Linked DNA regions of Mus musculus: all the other regions are linked to region 1. The links are chromatin loops, found by intact Hi-C in ENCODE. Cell type or tissue: left cerebral cortex. All regions are shown on one strand.

Evidence for each region. A loop is a pair of places that touch in the nucleus more often than their neighbours do. Peaks named below come from ENCODE experiments on the same cell type or tissue, not always from the same donor. Only the 100,000 strongest peaks of a DNase experiment are listed, where the experiment ranks them.
Region 2: a loop joins it to region 1, with 12 times the contacts of the local background. A loop is called at or near these places in 11 of 42 quality-filtered maps.
Region 3: a loop joins it to region 1, with 4 times the contacts of the local background. A loop is called at or near these places in 5 of 42 quality-filtered maps.

What each region holds. Positions count from the first base shown.
Region 1 is chr12:116,615,767-116,623,766 of GRCm38, reverse strand. The region is part of intron 2 of Ptprn2 (protein tyrosine phosphatase, receptor type, N polypeptide 2); the gene reads right to left. Among named protein-coding and RNA genes, the nearest start is that of Ptprn2, 130 kb to the right of the region's middle. In left cerebral cortex, a CTCF peak has its summit at 3,613 (motif pointing right); DNase peaks (open chromatin) are centred at 4,322, 4,951, 6,534, 7,517 and 3 more places; H3K27ac peaks cover 3,710 bases.
Region 2 is chr12:116,067,445-116,075,444 of GRCm38, reverse strand. It overlaps Gm46383 (a long non-coding RNA gene), which reads left to right. Exons shown (of 3, transcript XR_001780734.2): 3 at 1-293. Among named protein-coding and RNA genes, the nearest start is that of Vipr2, 6.3 kb to the left of the region's middle. In left cerebral cortex, a CTCF peak has its summit at 4,264; a DNase peak (open chromatin) is centred at 4,237.
Region 3 is chr12:116,277,229-116,285,228 of GRCm38, reverse strand. It overlaps Esyt2 (extended synaptotagmin-like protein 2), which reads right to left and starts at 4,007. Exons shown (of 22, transcript NM_028731.5): 1 at 3,557-4,007. The coding sequence starts at 3,886. In left cerebral cortex, CTCF peaks have their summits at 3,958 and 4,629; DNase peaks (open chromatin) are centred at 3,027, 3,256 and 4,100; H3K4me3 peaks cover 3,062 bases; H3K27ac peaks cover 2,014 bases.

The sequences.
Region 1 (8,000 bases):
GACAGAGAAAGAGGGGGTGGAAGGAAGATGGAGCAGAACCACATGGCCTGGAGAAGCCACAGTAGCAAGGGATCTCATAGCTGGGGAATAGAGTAGTGTAGTGGTATATTTGCCCAATCTAGGTGTGCGGCTTATAAATATTGTAACTGAATTGTATGGTTTTTGCATACATAACCTTATTGGGGTTAGTGATTTACTTTAACAATTGACTGCCACAGACCCCACAAGCATCATGCAGACCATCACTGTGACTCACTTAGCCATACGATACAGACCGACCCATAGACTTCCAACCTGGCCAGAGAATTCCCATAAACAAAGCTGCCTCAAATATATCATCTCACACAGCCTTACAGCTTCACTAAACCTCCCAAAAAAACTTGAACAGCCTTCATGAAAGAAACACCAGGAGACCAAACCAAAGGGAGCACAGCAGGAGGGAGGAGGGAGGAGGGAGGAGGGAGGAGGGAGAAGGGAGGAGGGAGGAGGGAGGAGGGAGGAGGGGAAACTCCTTAAACAGGACTGTCTCTAGATGGAGAGTCTCCAGCCGGGCAGCCATCTGTCTTGATGGTGCCTGGCCCATGGTGCCAGCTGCTCCCACTCTGAGCTGTAGAACGACAGAATAAAGTACTCGAACCTCTGCAGAAACTCCTCTTTGGTGCAAACTGAACTGAAGGGGATAGAAGCTGTCCCAGCAGAACTGGTCAACAAGTCACCCAAGACCTCCAAGCAAGGAGTAGAAGCAGGCCAGATACAGAAATCAGAGGGAGCTCATGGCTCTGATATTTAACTGTGTGATTCTGAACACAGCAAATCCAATCAGATTTTCCACTGTTCCTATCAGGATGTTTTTAGCCACCACTCAGAGAAAATATGAGTCACACTGGCTTCAGTGGGGATGTAGGGGGTGGAATGAACATAACAGTTCCAGGAACCCGAGCCCAGGCTCAAGGGGCTCATTCCAAAGGTCTGAATACAGGTGTTACGTACTGATAGAGTTGAGGTGGGCGGGATCCACTAAGATTTCTTGACTCTTGTGGTTCAAGCCAAAACATTTTACCTGAGTCATGTGGTAAGATAAAATATAGTTTATTAACAAGGAAAAGGGTGCTTCAAGAATGAGCGAAAGCTAGCAAATTGGAAGAAAGGTGTACCCTCAAAAATAAAAAATGCTGCCCAAAGGGTCAATGGTCTTTAGCTGTCATTTATATAGTACATGAGCTCTCTGTTACACATAGCCCACATGGAGAAGGGTTTCCAGTCTTGTCAAACAGCTTCTTTCATGTTAGCCTGATGTCTGTCCATATCACCACTCTCCTGCCACACCTGGCAGGGCGGTCTGTTTTGTCTCTCTCTGATTTGCCCTTTAATGCTGGCACATCCACAGACTAGAATATGACTGAATCTTTAAAGAAGATGAAACTCTTTTTTTTTTCCCTCAAGTCGGGGGTTTCTCTGTGTAGCCCTGGCTGTCCTGGAACTCACTTTATAGACCAGGCTGGCCTCGAACTCAGAAATCCGCCTGCCTCTGCCTCCCGAGTGCTGGGATTAAAGGCATGCGCCACCACGCCTGGCTAAAAGATGAAACTCTTACAAGTGACTGTATGGATGAGCCTGGAAGGCACCATGCTACCAGAGATAAGCCAACCACAGGTCTCACTTAAAGGGACTAGCAAAGGCCATGAGAATCAGAGAAGCAAAAAGAACAGTGACTGTCAGTGGCTGAGGGAGGGAGGGGAATTATTCATCAGTAGATAGGGAGTTTTAAAAATTTGCTGTACAACACTTTACCTGTATCTATTGGGCACTTAAGACTGCGTTGGAAGGTTAGATTTTAAGTCAAGGATTCTTAGCATCATAAAGAACAGCCTTGGGTTTATTGCAGTAATGCCCCAAACATCTCAAACAAGCCAAAGTGTGTGGCACGCTGACTCACCTGCACCACACCCTCCATCCTCACTGTGTGCCAGGCAGGCTGGTCTTCCTGCATCTCTGGGGGCTGGGGGTGGGGGGATTTTTCCTGCCAGGATGATTCTGGTAATCTCAGAAAAAGGTATCTGCTGATGACATCTCCCGAGGACCTGGGGTCTACTTGCCTGGATATACCTGTACTTCTTCTCTGTGCTTGTCACGTATTCCCTTACACCACATCGGGAGGGAGAGCCACCTCTGGTCTCTGATCTCCACAGTTTCCACGCTGGCAGCCTTACCTGAGCATAATGCACCCTCCTGTGCAAACACTGACAATTTTCTCTGTGACTGTGACTTCTGCTTGTTTTACTGTAATGTTCAAAGGTCGGGTATTTTATAGCGTCTCTGAGGTTAGTCCACACAAGGCTGACAAATGTCAACTTTTGGTGGTTTTTTGTTTGTTTGTTTGTTTGTTTGTTTAACCTCAAAAAAAGCTATGGAACAGGTCTTCCGAAGTACAAGCGTTGACATCAATGTTGAATCTTGGAGATCAGCCTGACTGGACTGAGAAGGGCCTGTGAGATTTATGGACCTCACCTCTGGAGACATTGGTGGGAACTTCCCTGAGAGGATGAGATCCTGTGTAACTTGACTGTTTGCATCAATCCCTTGATGGATTTATAATGCAACTAGTGAGCTCACCGTGGGTGGGGTGGTGTCACCTATGGGCAGATGTCCTGGACAGTGTAAGAAAGCTGTCTAAACAAGCCACTAGGAACAAGCCTATGTGTCCATGGCTTCTGCTTCGGTTCCTACCTCTGGGTTCCTTCTGTGACTTGCTGCCCTGATTTACTTGATGATAGACTGTGATATGGAAGCCAAATAAACATTGTCCTTCCCAAGTTGCTATGGTCATGGTGTTTGTAACAGCAATAGACAACATGTCTAAGGTACCCTTAGTTCCAACTGCCACCAAATTGGTTTAATAGGTCAAGAAAAGTATTCATTTTCTTATTAGGTTTCATTTCTCTCAAGTTTGGTGAGAATTATCAGGTGCTCCTATCTTGAGAAAAGCCTAAACCCAGATCTGCCCAGCTTCATGCCTCTAACCTTCCCACTCACAGATAGCACAGAACTTCACAGAAAGGCAAGCTAAAGCCCAGATCCCAGACTCCAGCCACTGCTGAGGGACATCTCCACAGGACCAGCAACCATGGGTCACTTCTAGAGAGAAGGAGGCTTCCACAAAGCAGGGGGTGAATGGGGAGGTAGTTCTTACCTACCCTGAAGCACCCCACCGAGCTATACACCAACTCTAGAGGGATCACAGAAGGACCTCACATGGCCCCGTCAGAATGGCTACTTCCCTCTGAGCAAGAAGTCAAGCACAGATAGCTTGTGGCCTGGCCAAGGCCATTTTCTCCAGAGCCACTCTCTGTGGATGCATCACATGGGCAGAGTCAAATACAGATGTCACGGTACCCAGGGCCTAGGTACCAGTCTCTAGGGAGTAATTTGAAAATTGTTTCTCCAATAGGAGAAGAAAGAGAGAGTGTGTGTGCCATATCCGGAATACATATATTTTATAGAATGTTACAATGACCATGAGATACTTTTTAATTAGAAAATACAATTTAGTGTGGACCCTTCCATCACCAGAAAGAGGGAAGTTATTTCTCATCCTGTTTCCCCAAAACTGTCCTGCAGAGGGCGCCTAAGACCCAGCTCTGGCTGATTCCAAAGAGAAAGTTGTTTTCGGTCTCCATGTGCTGCAGCAGCACCAACCTTCTCTAGCCACAAGGGAGAATCTACCTGATAAGGAAGCAAGAGTCCAGTACTTTCTGAGACTAAGACAATCCACTTGCAATGGTCTTCTGCAACGTGACACCCAACCTCTCAGAAGCTAGCAAACTGCAAAGAAGTCCAGAGTCAGGTGGGTGCCTCTCTGGTACTGCGTATGCTACAGCGATGAGAGCCATGATGGCTAGAAAGGCCAAGGCTTGGGAATGAGCAAAGGGGAAGAAACTCACCAAATACAATTCAGACAACCATAAGATGGCTGGGGAGGGCTTTATCCAGCCATAGCCCCTTCCTTTCTCAGACTCCATACCAACCACTGCTCCCTGCCCAAAGCCAAGAAATCCTTGAGTATCTGCAGCTACAACTGTTTGCATGACACAAGTGTCCTACATACAAAAAGTACCCAGCCCTAGGCCTGGGCCTCCCCAAGACAAGGAGCAATGCCCTTCTGTCTTCCAAGAAATTCCAGCATTTCCTGCTCTAGCTGGAAGCTTTCTAATTGAGCTAGCCTGGATGGACAGCAGTGTTTCCTGGACTGCAGAGTCAGAAAAGAAAATGTCCCCGGGGCCTCTCTAGAAACAATCCAGCCTCGGTTTAGCTAAGCAGACTCACCTGGAGCTGGTTCCAGCCAGTAAAACATGCAGTGTTCTACCTGTCATTTGCACAGTGACAAAGTCATTTTAAAAGGATTTATTTTTAGGAGATGGTGGGAGTAGAGAGAGAGAAGAGGAGGGGACACTGGAATCGCTCCTTCTACCACAGCACTGGGATAGAAACACCTGTCCATAACTCCATAGTGAGGACATTCGGCTCTGGGATATGAAGGGACAGTGGTTCACCCCTAGGATTCATCTCCACTCCAGAGCTATAGGGTGGGCTCACAATCTTTCACAGCAGAGGAGATGCACAGAGCTAGGCTCAGCTGCTTGTTGTCCAAAAGAACCTGTCCAAACCCCCAAACAAGAAGAATGGATTGCGTTGTCAGACCTGCTGAAGATGGTGACAGTCGTCTCATCTACCTCATCTCCCCTCTCACCCTAAACTGAAGGAACAAATTTGATTTTATCAAATTGAATGGAAGTTATACAACCTCTCTTGAGCTCGAAAAATGTGGTCCTGAAACAGAAAACTTCCAAAGGAGCTTACAACATGTCCAGCAGTGGCTCAGGCTCCAAAAACCTCTTTGACAACAGTTCCTGGGTCTCAAATATGCCCTGTTGGAACAACTCGAAAGTCCCACACTCTGAGTGGGAGTAAGTGGTGAGGATTAACTAACTGTTAGAATCGCTTTATACAAACTTTGGTTGTCTCTGGGCCATGCATATAAGACCGCGAGTCATGCAGAACATGTCAGACGTTCCTGCAGCACACACATCACCTAGGGACACTGGATCATATTTAGGCTCAGGATCACTCACACCCAGACCTCCTCCCAACTCTTGGCTTCTGTCGTTCTTGGATACCATGTGTCCTCCACGAGTGTGTCGTTCTTGATTCCATGTCCCCAGAAGCAGCTGGAACAGGCAAGCCTAGGTCCACTCATATAGTGGGTCCAGGGACCTCACACAGCTAATTTTATAATTAAGTCAAGTGCCATTTTAGCTGCTCCTCAGTCATTTGGATTTCTTCCATCAAAGTTCCTGTCCAAATGCTGGGCTTCTTCTTAGTGGTCTGGTGGTTCTCAGTTTTAAAGTAATTTGTTGGTTATGCCATGAGAAGTTTCTCCCATCCTGGAGCCTGGTTTTTTGGATTCGTTCTCTGACACCTTTCTTACCTTCTTGATTTTAATGTAGCTGAATTCTTCCATCATTATTGTTTCTGTGGTTAGGGCTTCCTAGACCTTGTCTCAAAATCATCCTTTACCCTGAATATAAAAAACCTTGTATTCTCATCTATTTTTTTTTGTTTTCAATTTTTATTCCTTTTCTTGAACTTACTAATTTTGTTTATATTTTTATTTAAATGTTTTACTTTTCTTTAGAATTTCATACATGAGTACTGTAATGAGATTGTTTCTTCCCTACTTCTTATACCCCTAATTCCTCCCATGTTCCCTGAAACTAACTCTCAAGTTCATGGCCTTTTCTTTATTATTGTGACTTGCTGGGGATGTAACTCACTGGAACAGTGCTTACTAAGTATTATGATCACACACATGCTCATTCATGCACACACACACACACACACACACACAGAGAGAGAGAGAGAGAGAGAGAGAGAGAGAGAGAGAAAGAGAGAGAGAGAGAGAGAGAGAGAGAGAGAGAGAGAGAGAGAGACTACTAATTCCATTTAGTATTGCTGATATGTATGTGTTGAGGGTTAACCTCTTAGGATTGAATAACCAATCAGCAGGCTCTTGATTCCATGTCCCCAGAAACTGGCACTGAAACTGATTCTTTGTAGCCATTGATAGTGTCTGGCACTTCATTTAAGAGTGTAGCTTTGTGAGAGTGTTCCATCCATGATGGTATGTCAACATGGTGTTTAGTCAATTATATTGTTAAAAATCCACAAGTGTCACTTCCCTGTCATAGCTAGAAGTTACTATCTACAAGAGACTTCCTGGTCCTCCAGCTCTTAAAATCTTCCCACCCTTTCTTCCAAACTGTTCCCTGGGCCTTTGGTGTAGGGGTGCATTGTGGCTGTATCAATTGGAGATAAGCACCCCACATTTGATGCTGATGTATCAGTTGGGGATGAGCACCCACATTCAGTTGTGCATTTTGACCACTTATATATTTCTTGAATGTTCTGCTGCAGAAAGAAACCTCTTTGATGAGGGTTGGAAACTACACTCATCAGGCAAGACTGGTGCACAAGCTGCACATTTTGGAGTTAGGTCTGCAGATGTCTCATCTAAAATTCAAAAGGAATTAATCTCTCAGGAAAAAGTCAAGTTCCATTTTACTTTTTCTGATGCGACCCAGCTGCCGCCACACTTCCTCAGTGATTACCATGTCTTAACTCTTCACACTGCACACGTCTTCAGGACAAGCCACACTCCAACGTTTAAGAGACTCCTAGTTTTTTGTTTGTTTGTTTGTTTGTTTTATCTCCAGCAACATTTTTAAAAATTATCTTAGATTTGATTATTTAACATACATTTAAACATGGTCACCCCAGGATTTCCTAGGAATGGAGTCACTGAGTTAAAGTATGTGAATTTACCTTTTTCTAGATATCAAGATATTCAGATTAATCTTGGTGGCCAACTTGAAAATATCCAGAATCATCTTGAAAAGAGGACTCTGGATGTGTCTGCGGGATTTTCTAGGTTAGGTTATTGATGTGGAATGACCCTCTCCAAATGTGGGAGGCCTCATTCCATGGCCTGGGACCCCACAGTCCATAAAGAGAAGAGAGTGAGTGCCAATCAGCACTTGTTTCTGTCTTCTTCTCAGTTTCAGGCTCAATATGGCTAGCCACTTCCTTCCCCTGCCACCATGTCTTCCCAGTGATGAACTAACCCTCCAACCATGAAACAAACGAATCAAATGGGAACAAAAGCCCCTCCCTCCTGGTGATTGACAGGTATTTTTGTCACAGCAATTAGAGAAGAAACTAATACATTGGGTCTATGTCTTGCTTTATAAAAACTAGTTCCCCCTTGAAATTATTAAAAATTCCCCCAACTTTTCTTGTAGTACTTGTAAAATTCCATTATATTTTTAAGTCTTTGAGCCATCTGGACTTTATTTTGGGGGAAGGAGCTTGGGAGAGATCCAGCTATATATTTTCCAAATGTCTGGCCAGTTGTCCCCAAATCACTACTGAATAATATATCTTTCCCCACTGATTTAAAATGCCATCATTATCATGCACCAAATCCCCATATGCATTTGGATCTATTTCTGGGATTTCTATTCTTTCCTTCAATCTGTCTGTCTCCTCCTCTTGTTTGAATGTACCACAGCAAGGCACCAAAAGTCATGGAAGCTGCTCCCTGAACACACTTCATTGCTTGACTTTCTTTATGGTCTCATATTTGATTTTCAGCATGGACTTGAGTCCTCTCGATTTGAGGAGATTTTTGTTCACTCTGAATTGTGGTCACTGACATATGTGTATTCACTTGGAGGAATCCGATACCATCAGTAAGCCAGGCATTCCTACCTGGGATCTAGCCTTCTCATCACTGATAATGTTCCCTTTGCATAGAGAGAGATGGTGGAAGAGCTTTGGCTGGTTCCTGGGTACATTTTTTTCCCATTAGGGACCAGGACTTTCTACCTGTAGAACATCTTTTAGTATAAGTTCAGACCAGCCAGCTAGCATTAAGTCCTCTCAAT
Region 2 (8,000 bases), 550 kb after region 1:
ATTAGGGGCTACAGCTGCGGTTGTCTCCAAGGCTTCTGCACCTCTCATGTGCACAGAAGGAAGACAACACGCAACTGATTTGTAAAGGGCAAATCTCCTTTGCAAAAACGCATCAGATGATGGGTTGGTGGCTCCTCCTGACTCCTGCTAATACCCTGCAAAGCAAACTAAATGTAAGATTTATATGCATTTCATATTGTTATGAGTCTTTAAAGTGAAAATGAGTTTTACCTAATATCCTGTCAAAGCTGGGGAAAACAACCTTGTAATTTATTTTATTATACAAATCTGAAAGGCCAGCCTTTGTGTCTTTTTTTTTTTTTTACAGAGGTAGTCAGTGAATGGAGCAGGTTTTCATGGGTGTCTCACCTCACTATCAGGTCTGACCCACCCATACCACAGGCTCAGTTTTTCTAGAAGGTGAGCAGCTCATAGTACCTGTAAAAATATATATATATGTATATATTTTTAAATTTAACTTTCCTTATAATTTGTTTTTATATTGAGCTTAATGGTAATCTAGTAATACATGTGTGTTGAGCACAAACGCCTTTCCAGACTCTGAGCCTAATCTTCCCTGCATGGTCAAGGTTCTCCAGGACATCAGAACCAAGAAGAGAGGAAAGAAGATTTTCTAGGGCTCTGTCTTACCTGAGTATGGCGGCTGAGAAGCCCCACAACAAGCTGTCTACAAGCTGCAGAAGCAGGAAAGCTGGTATCATGGCTCCATCTGGGTCTGAAGGCCTTGGATCCAATGAAGCAGCTGATGCAATTCTTAGCCCAGGCAAAAGCTCAAGAGCTTCTGGCTTCCAGAGTTGAGATTCTCAACCTGGAGTTCTGAGGCCCAAGTCAGGGGACCCTGGATTCTCAATACAATCAATAGAGAGGAAGACAGCTTGAACTCCAAGAATCAGGGAAAGGTAGGTGGGGGTGGAGACGGGCCATGGCTGAATTACTCCACAGCTACCTTCTTTAGCCAGATCTGAGCTCATGAACTCTGGTTCAGGTTCGACTCAGTTGTGTGTTATCAGTACTGAAAAGAATGGATTTGCTCTTCAGATTTTGCAGTTGAGGCACAAGTTATGCAGAATAAATAGCCCAGTACTTAGTGCTAAGTTTTTCCTACACACAGGCCAGAGAAGGGATGCTCTATATGAAGATTCAGGGAATCTCAGAATCCAGGAGCTCCTTCTCTGTCTTCGAGCCTTCAGATGGACCCCTTCCACACACGCTGTGGGCTGTTTTGTGATTGTTGTGCTGTATTCGTTTTCTAAGGTGGTCTTATGTAGCTTGATTGGCCTCAGACTCTGTTCTGCATTAGCTAGGACTGACCATGGATTTTTTTTTATCTTCATCTCCTCAGCAGTGGGATTATGAATGTGTGCCACTATGCCTAGCCATAAGACTCTGAGTTACACCTGAGAAGCACTGCACCTGAGCAGATCGAGAAACCAGCCCGCCCCAGTGAAGCCAGCAGAGGACTATGGTGTCTCTGTCTCTGCCATTTGACATGTGCTGGTGTGCACAGAGCTCTTGCACGGTTTCAGGTTCACAGGCCACCACGACTTTGCAAACTCACTGAGAGCTTGTGACCTACCTTTATCTCCCTGTCGCTGAGCTGTCTGAGTAGAGCTTGGGTGTGGTGTTTGTGGCCCTAGTGTTGACTAGTCTCATTGTCTTTGCTCCTGGCCTGTTCCTAGACAATCATTCAGAAAGCGAGAATGTCCTACAGACCACTCAATCGAAAGCAAGCGTTTATGCAGCACTCCAACTGTTCTGGGTGCTGTGTTTGGCCATGCAAAGAGAGCCCAGGCTTGTTATTACGGGAGTGTGCTGTCTGCTGAGGAGATCAGTATCCACACAGAAGTCACAGGGCAAGCAAACATGCTTTCTTGTGGTTTTGCCCTAATAAGTTAAACTTATTGGCTGAACAGTTAGATGGACAGATAGCAAGTAAAAATAACATTGTGCTTTTAATACAAACCTTCTGAGTGGAGGTTACAGCTGAGTATTCCATTTGATGCTCTGTAAGTGAAGAACTGGGAGGGTGGCTAGCCTATGGTGCTGCCCACATTTTTGCTGAGAATTCCCCTTTACTCTACCAGAGGACCCCTGGCTGATTGTTTTGACCGGTCTCCCTCCCCACAGGAGTCACATTCTGCAGTGTTTGTCTCCACACAGTGGAGTTTCTTTTGGGGTAAGCATGGTTAAGGAAGAGTAAGAGAAAACCAGAAGAGGGAGCTAAAAAAGCAAAACTCAGAATCCACAATCCAATTACTTTTCTTCTTCCTCCTCCTCCTCCTCCTCCTCCTCCTCCTCCTCCTCTTCCTCCTCTCCCTCCCCCTTCCTTCCTCCCCCTCCCCTCCTTTCCTCCTCCCCTCCTTCTCTTCCCCTCCCCTTCCTCTACCTCCCTTCCCTCCTCCCCTTCCCCTTCCTGCACCTTCCTTCCCTCCTCCCCTCCCTGTCCTTCCCCTCCTTCCCCTCTTCCTCCCCTTCCTTCTCCTCCTCCTCCCCCTTTCCCCTCCTCCTCCTCTTCTCCTACGCTATCTATAGGTGTCAAGGAGTTTATCAGAAAGACAATTTGTTTCGACATTTAAGAGAAAGTGTGCATGATAGCCATTGATCTATCTGAGTTTGTCTGATTTTATCATGCATTTCTTTTTTTTTAAAAGATTTATTTATTATTATTCATTAGTACACTGTAGCTGTCTTCAGATGCACCAGAAGAGGGCGTCAGATCTCATTACAGATGGTTGTGAGCCACCGTGTGGTTGCTGGGATTTGAACTCGGGACCTTCGGAAGAGCAGTCAGTGCTCTTAACCGCTGAGCCATCTCGCCAGCCCCCTTATCATGCATTTCTCATCCAGGGCTTATGGGTGACTTTACAATGGCCTCAGGATCCTCATAGTTTCATCAAGTTTAGAGCCCATGGGTACCATGAGACATCTGAGTGTCCCTAAGCATGAACAAAGTGCTTCTTGAAGAGTGCTTGGGGAGCTGTGACAGCAGCAGTGGACTCCTGCTTTTTCCAAAGGATGCATCTTGTTTTTCTGGTGTAAATGCCCTTCTGATGCTGAGGATTCTTTAAGTGGCTCCCCCAACAAGCCAAGTGAGCAGATAGCCTTTGCCACAGTGTAGCGATCATCTCCTGCTGGTTGATGTTTTCTTCTTCAAAGAATATTGATTTGAATTTGGAATAGTGAGTTTGAAGATGCTAAGTTCCCTCTCTTAGCATCTCCAGGACAGATGAGAACACCAGGGCTAGTGGGGGTGGCCCTGAGAGCCACAGATATTGCCCACTCTGTTTTTCTATTGGGAGAAAAAGATCTTGTTTTAGTCATGATTTATTTAATTACAAAAGTGTGTGAAACATCAAAGGTGTGTGAATTAGTTTGGAGCAAACCTTCAATTTCAGGATATAATCAGAGTTCAGTAAGTGAAATTAAAAAGCTCTGAGGCCAACGTTGCCTTAGTTTTGTTGTCTTATTCTCTTTGAATAAGAAAATATTCAGGGCTGGGAGCCAATGGGAGCGCTTGTCTGGAGTTCATGATGCCTTTGGTTCCTTCTTTGATGCTGCAAGACAGGAGAGGAAATAATACCTTCATTTTCTTACATTTCTTGTCATGAAGTGCTCCTTTAAAAGTAATGTTTTAATTAAATTCTTAATGAAATGAAATGAAATGAAATGTAAAAATGGAGTCTTGTGAGCCGGCAGCCGGGACAGACTGGAACATGAGGTGAGAGGGAGGTTTTGGGATGCTGTGCAGGATGTGAGCCTCACTCATTTTCCTTTTTAGCGGAGAAGAACTTACTGAGAATCGATGGGGTTGGAGTGGACGCACTGGACTCCACTCCAGGTGCGTCACCCCAACCCCAACCCCAACCTCTGGTTCTGGCAAACAATACCTCTCATTCCCAGCCACATTGTTCCTAGCTTAAAATGTATGGGTAGATGCCTCGTGCCCCAGTCCAGGAAGTGCCGCAAACACTCATGTTCCCACCCCTGGATCGAAGGTACTCATGCTGGACTCCCTGTGCAGTAGCACTCTTGTGTACCTGGGTAGCGCCTATAAATATGAATGTTCTTGTGCACCATATATTCACAATCAGGACTGTGTAGCTGTGCCCTGCCCTTTACCTATGCAGCTGCCTCTATGCAATGCCCTGCGGTGGTGTGTGAAATCTTTCCATCTGGGCTCTCTCCTGGGTGCTTCCTGAGGCTATAGTGTTCTGGCCAGGGGAGCACTGCCCCTCAGTGGACAATGTCTGCCTCGCACTATCTTCTGATTGGGCAGGGGATTCCCAGTGTAGAGGTGAAACAAGAGGCCTTGAAGAGTGGGCCATGGGGAGGGGCACCAAAGGTACTGCCTGCCTGACAACAGGGCTAAAGGAACATTTGAGCTGAGAGGCCAGGACCTGTGTGAGCAATATTGTTAGAACCCGTCTTCCTCCCAGCAACAGAACAGCATGATATGTGTGAAACCAGGCACGAGGGACAGGGGTTTGAGCTGTCTCTTGTAAATTCCAGGCAACGTTTCCTGGGAAAGATGCCCACCAAATGTGAAAGAGGGCAATGCAGAGACTCAGCTTCATTGAAAGTTAGCTCTATATCTTGGAGCTATAACATCCTAGAGAAGATGCTCCACTCTCCCCCTATCCCCCAGAGACAGTGCTACACCAAGAACAGTAATCACACACGTCAGTGATCATTCACAGATTCTAAGTAGCTGTGATAGTCTTAAACATAGCAGATCAAAATAGTTGAGACTGACACATACCCTAATAAGTCAAGTTCTCAGGATAGGGAAGCTGTCATTCATCTATGACTATTTGGACACATGTGTATGTAGGTGATGTGATACATGCTTTTGTGTGTATGGTAATGTGTGCATGAATACATATATGTGTAGCTAGTATGGTGATATGTCTGAATGTAGTGGGGCATGTGTATATTTGTGCAGTTGATGTGTGTGTGTAGTATGGTGTGTGTGCAGTTGGTGTGGTGCATATGTATCTGCATATGTGTCTGTGACTTATGTTATATGTAGCTGGCATGGTGGGTGTGTTTGTGTGGCTGGTGTAGAATGTATGTATGTGTTTGCAGCTGGTGTGATATATGTGTCTGTGTGTGACATGCTATGTGTATAAACATGTAGCTGGTATCATGTGTCTGGTGAGATGCATGTATTATATATTCATGTATATATGCTGTGGTATGTGTAGCTGGCAGCTTTTTTATGTGTGTGTGTGTATGCATGTGCTATGATGTGTGTGTTTTGTGGTATGCCTCTGTGTGTTGTGGTAACTGGCAGCTTTTGTGTGTGTAGCTATGCATGTGCTGTGATGTGTGTGTTGTGATGTATATGTTTGTATGCTGTGTTGTGCCTGTGTGTGTTGTGATAAGTGTAGCTGGCAGCTTGTATGTGTGTATTTATGCATGTGCTGTGATGTATGTGTTGTGGTGTGTGTCTGTATGCTGTGGTGTATGTGTGTATGTTGTGATATGTGTGTCTATATGCTGTGGTGTGTGTATTGTGGTGGTGTGTCTGTATGTTGTGGTGTGCCTGTGTGTTGTGGTGTATATGTTTGTATGTATGTGCTGTGCTGTGTATGTTGTGGTTGTGTAGTGGAGTTGCATGTGTCTACTCACCTCATGGTCACTATTTCTCAGCACTTTCAAGCCTGCCATCTTTGTGTCAGAGAAAAATAACTTCACAAGGGAGCAGATGGCATGCAGGGAAGCCTGGTCTCTTTGCAAGAATGTCATTGCCCCCAGGACTTTAGGGATTTTCAGACATTTGCATGGGTTCAAGGACAGTAAACACTACATAACTGAAAGTCAATAAAATATTGCTTAGCTCACTAAACAGACCAGGGGAAGCAAGATGTTAAATGCCATCCCTCTCTCCCTCTTCCTTTTCCTCTTCTTTCTTCTTTCTCCTTCCCCCATCCTTCCTCTTCTTCCCTTTTCCCTTTCACCCCTCCTGTTTTTTTCTTCTGCCGCTAAGTCAAGCTTCTTTTAGGATGACCTGCTGCACAGCTGTCATCTCAAATTAGTGTTTAAAAATAAAATGAAATTAAAATAATTACTTGGGTACTTCAGACAAAATATACTCTTGCATATTGTGTATATTTTGTGCATGTCATATGTGTGTTCTAGTATATGAGTGTAGACATATATGTGGAGGTCACAGAACAACTTCAGGTGTCTATCACCTTGTTTGAAACAGAGTCCCTTGTTAGCTGCTGCATGCCCCGGGCTAATTGTGAAAACTATCCACATGTCTATTGACAGATGAGTGGATAAATAAATGGTATAAATACACATGGGAATACTAACCAGAATTTTAGAAGTAGGAAATACTGTCATTTGTCACAATATGATAGATCCAGAGGATTTATGCTAAGGGGAATAAATCAGAAAGATAAGTATGATCTCACTCAGGTAGAATCTAACTCACTGTTCTGGGGACAAAAGCTGATGACTTTTGGCAATTTCACAGAGAAAGTAAAAAAAAAAAGAAAGTCAAGCACACTCGCGTGTGCACACGCACACACACACACACACACACACACACTGGCTGAGCCTGAGCACCTGTTTCATCAATTTCACAAGTGCACATGCATGCTTATATACATACACATACCTACATAAGTATGTATTCACATACTTATATGCAGAAAGACAATATATAGGCATACTGTACATACATACAGACACACATATATAATATACACATATGTTTATATGTATACACACACAGATACACACACACACACACACACACACACACACACACACACACACACACACGGTGGATGGAGCAGGAGCAGAGGCCCAACAGCCACCCTTTATTTCTTCTCAGTCTTTATACCTTCTTAGACAAAGTTCTTTATAAAATTACCTCATAGATAAAATGTTTCACAAAAGGGGGGGGGTTACAAAAGGATATTGATAGTAAGTTCAAAGCAGTGTTTCACATTATAAAGCCACAGTTTCACATGGCCTTGCTTTATCATAGTGCACACCTCATTCTTGGACCTGACCTAGAATGAATGTTTTTCCTTGATCACAAATCTGTCCCAAGCCTGTTTCTCTTCTTAGTGCAGTTTATGAAAGCTCATTGTGTTCCTTATTATGCAACCTTCACTTTGTATTTTATGAGGAGGGTCACATTCTATTCTTGATTCTAACTTTATTTCATCTTTCTGGAAAAACAACTAAAACCATCTCCTTAGAATCAAATCAGGGATTCTATAATGTTATTAATTCCTCTAAACAGCACTAATTTATGAAAGTTTGTCTTCATGTCGATCCATAGAAAATTTTCCCAATAGGGTGGGCTGATGCCCATGAATCATTAGGCCATGTAATAATGGCAGGAAGGGCAGGCATATCAGCAGTGAGAAGCAGTCCTGGGATGAAGTCTCTGGGGCTGTACCTTTCCAGAGTGCACCCATCTCAGCCATGTAAACCATTGGGCTATCTCCAGGAAATTCACTTGCTTGCCATAACCTTCCCTAGATAGCTTCTGTCACATACATAACATACATTTGTACACATACAAGTATAGATATAAACATAAATGTCCACAAACATAAATACACACATGTATACACAAACATACATATATCAACATACAAATGTACATATGTATACAGATATATACCCACAAATATGTATTTTTAGACATATAAATATATACATACATACATACACACATAAATATACGATATACACACATACATATACATATGCATTAATATACAGATGTACATAGACACATAAACAGATACTTGTACATGCATAAATATACAGTTGTGCACACAACTATAGACATACACATGTATACACAAAACATGTACACACATAAATGTAAACATTGATACACGTGTACACAAATAAATATATACACATAAACATATACATGTACACATACTTAAATATATCAACATGCACACTCATCCACATTTACACAAGCACATAAACCCTAACAA
Region 3 (8,000 bases), 340 kb after region 1:
TTATGAGAAAGGGCTGCTCTGTTAATATTCCGTACGTGCTTACTGGGGTTTAGTTACTGTTTTTCTGATCATGTTTTTCTGAACTCAACCTTCCTTGGATCATTACTTTCGTTGTTACATGAAAGTAATCCATGCATAAAAGTACACTGAAACTGAAGTAAGATGGTCTGCAGCATCCGGCTGTAGTCTGTCCATTCTTTCAGGCCCTTTATCCCAGGTCCAGCTGACATGATGGGTTGAAAGTTAACAATATGCTACCTGAGGCTATCACCGGTCTACCTACTAGATTGTCAGTTACACCTACCTGGAAAGAATATAAATGTGAAGATAGGATGACTTTTTATATTTCATCAAAAAGGTATGATTAAGTTCCTGTTTGTCATGGAAATTAAAAAGGATGATTTGATAAACTGTTAACAAAATACAAAAGACCACACACAGTGCATTGTAAAATTATAGGCACACAAACCAATCTACACACTAGATTTATAGCTTTACTTCATATCTGTAAAATACTCATATTTGATCTAAGTCCCATCTTTAAAATTAAAATGAGAATAATACAACTAAAGCCTCAACATACAGGCTGATAAGTACTTATATGGGAAATTTAAATTTAGTGTAGTTTAAACAACAACCCGGGAATTTACTGATTATTTTTAGAAACCTCAGGAACTATGTTCTAAGTTACTGGAACACTTACATTTGGCAATGCAATCTAATTGGCACAGCCTGTACTAGCTGGGCATAACCAGGTGTGAATGCAGAGAAGAAACTCAGCAGCACCTCCATCTCATCCTCAGAGTGCTAGGAAGTACTCAGATTAAAATGATTGTTTATACCAAGTGACTCAAGTCTCATACATCATTCTGAAAGTATCAAAAAAGCCAACTGTTTACTCTTTCTTTTCAAGACACTACCATGCATTCTTTTATTTACTTTGTTCTTAAATTATAGATATTATATGTTGGCTAAAGCTACATTCTCCTAAACTTTCACAAAAACAACAACAACAACAACAACAACAAAACACTGGGAAGAAAGTTATCCCTCTAAAGGTGTACACAATAAGAGAACATATCCAAAGAAACTGGATTGTTTTGGTTCTTAGTAATCCACACAATGAGTAAAAAAAATAACAACTTTCACCAAGCTAAGCAACAATGTACACAAGAGGTTGATGTTTCTATGCCATATGCCTACAGCCATAACATCAGTATACACTGGCAGTAGTAAAAACAGAAAAGAATCACACTTTATTCTACCAAGTTCTGAGTTTTCAAATGAAAATAAAAGTGCAGCATTGTCCCTATCCTCATGTCCACCTTAAATTTTCATTTTGCTAAATAAAATGAAAAAACTGTGGGTGAATTTATCTAACGGTGGAAATTGAAAGTTGGTACCATACTAGCTCATATCTTCTCATGTTTCTACTCCACAATGAGTCACAGTCATCAATGTACATTACAGTCTTTGGCATGTACATCACTTTCAAGACAACCTATCAAATCAACATCCAGAAACCCCAGGAACTAGATAAGCATGTTAGCACATATCTGTAGTCCCACCACTGTAGCTGAGGAAACCTTGTCTCCAAACAACCAACCCAAACAAACAAAACTCTGCACGGGGTTGTTAATGTAGTTCAGTGGTAGACCACTTTACTATTGCTATGGAAGCCTTAGGTCTGACCCTAATACTAAAAAACAAAAAACAATTAGAAACAAAAATAAAAACAAGAAAACTGACCAATTATCTTTTTATTCCATTAAAATTTTGGCTCATTATGGCAGCAACTGTATTTTATTTCCTTTGTGAAAACATTTGCACTTTGCAAACAGTGTTTTAAAAGCTAGTTTATATCAGTTGCTCAATAATTAAGTATTTTTGGAAGTCAGCACCACCCTGCTCCTGAAGACTTCAGTCTTACTTATGTTGTTTATTGGTCATTTAACTACTAGTTTTTAACCAGCTTTCTGGCAGCATTTAATTTAGTGTGGCAGAAACACAAGACACCACTACTGCATTCTACAGTATACCACTGTTTCTTGTTTGTTCTCACCTTAGCTACTCTAACTTCCTGTTTTTTTATATTCCTTTACTGCTAGCTAAATGGTATCTCATATCAGTTACTTTCATTTTCCAAAACACTCCTGTCCTATACATTCACTATGTATCTGCAGGTCTTTTAAGTTTCAAAAGTGCTTCACCATTACAGTTCTAACTTCAGTTGTTAACTGTCATCACGAAGCGCTACCTATTATGTTCCTCTTGGTTTAGGGAACTCTTCCTCTTTAATTCTTGTTTTTTGATACTTGTTCCACATAGTCCATGCCATATTTCACAGGTGTTTCCTAGCTGGAAAGGAGGAACATTCTCCAAGTTCTTTCTCCATTTAAATTCCTTCTTTCTACCTTTCAAAACTTACCACTACCTACTTCCACAGACATTTACATCAAGCCTAACATTGTGCAACATTTATCTTAAAATATGCACTATTTCCTTCTATCTGAAACTATGACACTAACTCTTTGCTAAGAAAGACAGTGAAGAGAAAAAGATGATAATGCCTTCTCCAATAGGTTCAAATACTCAATAAGTAAAAAGCAATTTTAGGAAAAAATAATCAATACCATAACTTATCATTACTGTTAACACTTTCAAAATCTCCCTCTATATATGTTAGATCCTGGATATTAAATGATCATATCAAAGTGCCTAGTCTTCCCTCTGGTATTTTAAACAATGAAACAAACATTTCAATTCTTCTAACATAAGCTTTTCAGGAACACTTCAATCGTGTTAGACACAACTAAGAAATGAATGAGTCTTCCTGATTTTTTTAATTAACTTCTCCCCATATTGGCTGTCACTACTTTTTAAATCAGAAAGGAGAATCTGGACGGTTCCAGGCCTGCAGCGCCATGCTTGCAAAAGGTTTACAGAATCGCTCTGGACAACTGAGATCTCATCGCCCACCAAGTGTGCTTCTGGGCGGTAGTCACTGCCAGCATGAGAGGAGGAAGAGGCCCAGCAACTAACAATGACCAGTTCTGCCAAGTTAGGAAGTATTCACTACCTGCGCACTTTGCTAGCGATGGGCGAGGAGGACTGAAAGCCAGGAAGAGGACTGAGAGCGGACACTCTCGGAGCAGATAATGACCAGGACACCTCGCCCAGGATGAGGGTGGGGACAGCAATAAGGACACCTGACTTAGGTGGGGGAGGCGGTGCGCTGACACAAGTGAGACTCGGACGCAGACCGTCGCTCAGAGCCGGGGTGGGCCACAGTGGCCAGAACTCCCGAGGAAAGCAGGTGGGCAGAGTGCTGACAGCAGACAGCAGTTTACAGCAGGAGAGGCAGACAGCAGTAAGGTCGCACACCTGACTCGGTCCGGGATCCTGGTTGTGCGGATCCCGGATCGGACGGAGATTCGGAACAAGCGGTGGCTGACACTTCACTCGGGCTGGGGCTTGAGTTCCCCACCCGTCACTGAGAAGGGGAGAAGGGTGGTGCGGACCTGACTCCGCTCAGGTCTGGGGGGGCAACACTCACCCAGGCGGGCAGGTCGCAGGCGCGCACTCCCAGGCGCACAGCTTGCTCCTCGTCCTCCAACAGCGCCAGCGCGCGGCACAGGCGGCTGGCCTTGAGGCCGCGGCTCCGGCGGCACCAGGCGAGCAGCCCGAGCGCCAGCAGCACCCAACTGAAGCTCAGCCCCAGGTAGCCCAGGGCGTACACCGGCAGCAGCAGCGCGAAGCTGCGCGCCAGCTGCCCCAGCAGCCCCGGCAAGTCCACACTCAGAGCGCTGCCCGGGGCCTCGGGCTCGGAGCGGCCCCCAGCCCGGCCAGGACCGGCCTCCGGCCCCTCGCCCCCCGCGCTACTCATCTCCAGCCGCGCTGAGCACTCCTCCCTGCCGAGGCGGGCGCGGCTCTCCCACGGACCGCAGGTCGCTCTAGCCCGCGCGCCAGCGCCCCACTGAGGGGGACCGCGGGCTCCACCGCTCCACTCCTCAAACGGGCGGGACTTGCCGTCATCACAGTGCGCAGGGCCCTCCCCCACCGAGGCCTCTCCCAGAGAGGGGCTTGCTCGGGCTGAGTGCGTGGTTTGGTGACGCAATCAGCATGCGCCCGACTCTTCCTCACTGGGATCCACTGTTCAGAGACAGCCGACCCTGAAAGAATCTAGGGCGGGGCGACGTGTCAGTCGCCAACCGGATCCCGCTCCCTCGTCCGCGCCCTCAGGAAAGATCCCCCGGCGGCGAATGGTCTGTGCCTGGTGTCATCGCGCGGTCGGACCCGCCTCTGCGCTGGGGTTGCTGTGCTGCTACTCTCCGGTCGTTACACCAAGAAGGGGCTGCAGGCGAAGCCATCACGCCAGGCAGGCCCCGCCCCTAACCTGTGAGGGCGGTTCGGTCTGCGCCCTCGGAGGGTGGGCGCCGCGCCAGGGGGACACACCCGGACTTGGCTCGCAGGGACGGCCGGAGAGGGAGGTGTGGCTTCCGCGGGTGTTGGAAGGGAGCAATGGCCCTGACTAGTGGGAAGGCTAGCGGGCTGAGTCCTTTCCAGCTTAGCGGAGAGCTCGGCGTTCGTCAGCCAACCTCTTGCCTGTCCTAGCTCCCTGGCGGAGAACTTGAACTTGCAGGTTCCTAGGGTGAGAGGATGGCTCCTGGGCCTGCCTCTGTGGAATGAGAACTTTGCGCCTGCTGCAGTAAAATTTACCTTGAGGCCTTACTGTGTGGTGGCGCCTCTGGGTCTAGTACTCCTTCAGGTCTGACTTCCCAAACAAAATGGCCCCAGTGAGCTTAGGAAAGCACAGTTGTCATGAAGATTTAAAAAAAAAAAAAAAAAAAAAAAAGGCAGCCAGGGTCCACCACCCCCTACCCCCGTCAAGGCCAAACTCTTAGGGGACATCTGAGGGGACATATGTGAAGCTTGCAAAAAAGAAAAAGGAAAAAAGGGAAGTAAGGAAAGGGAAGAGAAGAGAAAAAAAGACATCTGCTTTAAAGTTTGCTAAAGAGGAGCTGGAGAGATGGCCCAGCACCTGAGAACCCAATTCCTGAGTCAATTCCCAAAATCCACATCTGGCTGTTCACATGCACCTGTATCTAAAGCTCCATGGGATCTAATACCTCTGGTCTTCACAATCGCCTGTACACACACACACACACACACACACACACACAGAGGCATAATTTTTAAGAAAATTTTCCAGGAGGATAATTCCACGACTATGATTGTGGAATGTTGCAGATTCAGAGCCAAGTTATCCTGGGTCATACTTTGTTCCATTAGTAGCCATTCATTGCCCATCTCTTGTGTCTGATTTTATGCCACAATCCTTGTGATTCAAATATTAACCCACCACTACCTTGCACCAACACAAAGCTACCAGTGTCATCAGTATCTGAAACCTACAGAAAACAAAGTTCCCACTTTTCTGCAACCTGATGTTTTTGATTCACCAATGTATTTGAAAAAATAAATGCCTTGGTTTATGTAGTAAGTTCTGAATGAACAAATAAATGCAAATAAATAAATAAATGCAAAGTCACCTGTGGAAGATTTTCCCGTGAGTATGTGTGAATATGTATTACAGCATTTCAGAGACATGCCATGTTTGAAAGAGAGCAGTAGTCTGCTCGACAAAGGGCAATAAACCAAGCAAAGTGTCATAGAGTGCTATTGCTGTGGGGAGACTCCATGACCATGGCAACTTATAAAAGGAAACATTTAATTGGGGCTGGCCTACAGTTTCAGAGATTGAGTACATTATCATCATGGTAGGAAGCTCGGTGGCATGCAGGCAAATATGGCACTGTAGAAGCAGCTGTGAGATCCACATCCAGATCTGCCCACAGCAGGAAGAGAGAAGCCCTGGGCTCCTAATGGGTTTTTTGAAACCTCAATATCCACCCCCAGTGACACACTTCCTCCAGCAAGGCCAACCTCCCAGTCTTTCAAATAGTGCCCTTCCCTGGTGACCCAGGATTCAAATCTCTGATCCTACAGCGGGCATTCTTATTCAAACCACCTCACAAGAAGGGTATGTCCTTTTTTTCTTTCACTTTATTTTGTGTACTTCCACATGAAATTACATCATATAAACCATAAAAAAGCAAAAGAGCAAATGGCAACCCATTTTTCCCACATCAGAAGTTAACGCTCTGAATGCTGCTAAGTTCTAATAATGTCTAAATAAGGGATCCCAGGATGGAGAGATGTCTCAGTGATTAAGAGTGCTTGCTGACCTTCCAGAGGAACAGAGTTTGGTTCCCAGCAGCCACATTAGACAGCATACAAGAGGAATCCTAAGGAACACCCCTCCTTCTAAACCAGAACCCTGAAACAGGATCAAAGCTAGGAAGTCTAATGACGCTCACCTCTCACACACCCTGGAGCCCAGAGGCTACAAAAATAGACAAGCTGACTTATCTCCTGACTCACAGTTTTGGAAAACTGTCCAAAAAAACAGTTTCTGGGACAGGAGAAGCCATGCTCTTACCCCTCCCTACTCTTGATTGCAAAACCCCTCCCAGACTGAACTGTGCATTCTCTTACACCCTGGCCACTAGGTCTTGAGATCCAAACTCTCAGAGCAATAAAAGTCTGCTCTTGCCATTGAGGCTCCAGTCCATAGTTGTCTTAGGGTTTTACAGCTGTGAACAGACACTATGACCAAGGCAAGCCTTATAAAGAACAACATTCAATTGGTTCAGAGGTTCAATCCAGTATCATCACGGCAGGAATAAGGCAGCATCTAGGCAGGCATGGTGCAGGAGGAGCTGAGAGTTCTACATCTTCCATCTGAAGGATGTTAGCAGAATACTGTCCTCCAGGCAGCTAGAATGAGGGTCTTAAAGCCCACACCCACAGTGACACACCTACTCCACCAAAGCCATACCTCCAAATAGTGCACTCCCTGGACCAAGCATTTTCAAACCATGACACTATACATTAATTTAGGTGATGGAAAGACTAGTTTCTTATGCTTGTGTGGCAGCTGAGGTCTCTGTTTTGTTGCTGGTTGTCACCTTTATGTTCTTCCATGTTGCCACCTCCACAAGTCTTCTACAGTGTTGTGTTTTCCCCCTTATTTTTCAGGTATCTTTCTGACCTTTTAACATGTTAACTTCTTTTAAAGGCAGGCCCATGCAAAGATATTATTTTCTCTCATTCTCCAACCATTCAGTTAACGTGTGTGTGTGTGTGTGTGTGTGTGTGTGTGTGTGTGTGTGTGTGTGTGTGTGTGTGAACTCACAAACTTAAAACCCATGATGAGCCGGGTGTGGTGGCACACACCTTTAATCCCAGCACTCAGGAGGGAGAGGCAGGCTGATTTCTGAGTTCGAGGCCAGCCTGGTCTACAGAGTGAGTTCCAGGACAGCCAGGGCTATACAGAGAAACCCTGTCTTGAAAAACCAAAAAAAAAAAAAAAAAAAGATGATTCTCCTGCTGCAATGTCTAAAGTGCTGCTCATCATATTCACCTACTCTGCCTACACTCATGGGAAGGGAAGCAAAAAGAAGATGGTGAAGAGAGTAGCGCTTCACCTACTAGCCTCTTCATTGGTACAGAAAAAAAGAAGAGTGTCAGCTGGCTTACTGAAACTAAGAAAGTGTTTAATCATGGTTTACTATCAATGAAAAATGACATAAATTTATAAAGAGAGCCACAATTTTGGCATCTCCAATTTTCTTCTTCCCTAACTGTCGTAATTCCAATAATAACATAAAATAACAATAATGTAATGATATTCATATCATTTATTTTGTGTCTTGTTTGTGCCAGGAATTATACTTTATACTTTACATAATGTACTGGGAATGATGGTTACAAGCTTAAAGTGTGGGACCATGGTACTTACAAAGTGAAAACATGTAAAAAGAGTTAGTGAACAGAATGTTCTTCAGAGATAGAGATGCAACAGGCAAATTTTCAGAGAATTGATCTTGAAAAGGGATGGGATTTTTTTTTTTGTAACAGATGAAGGAAGTTACTTG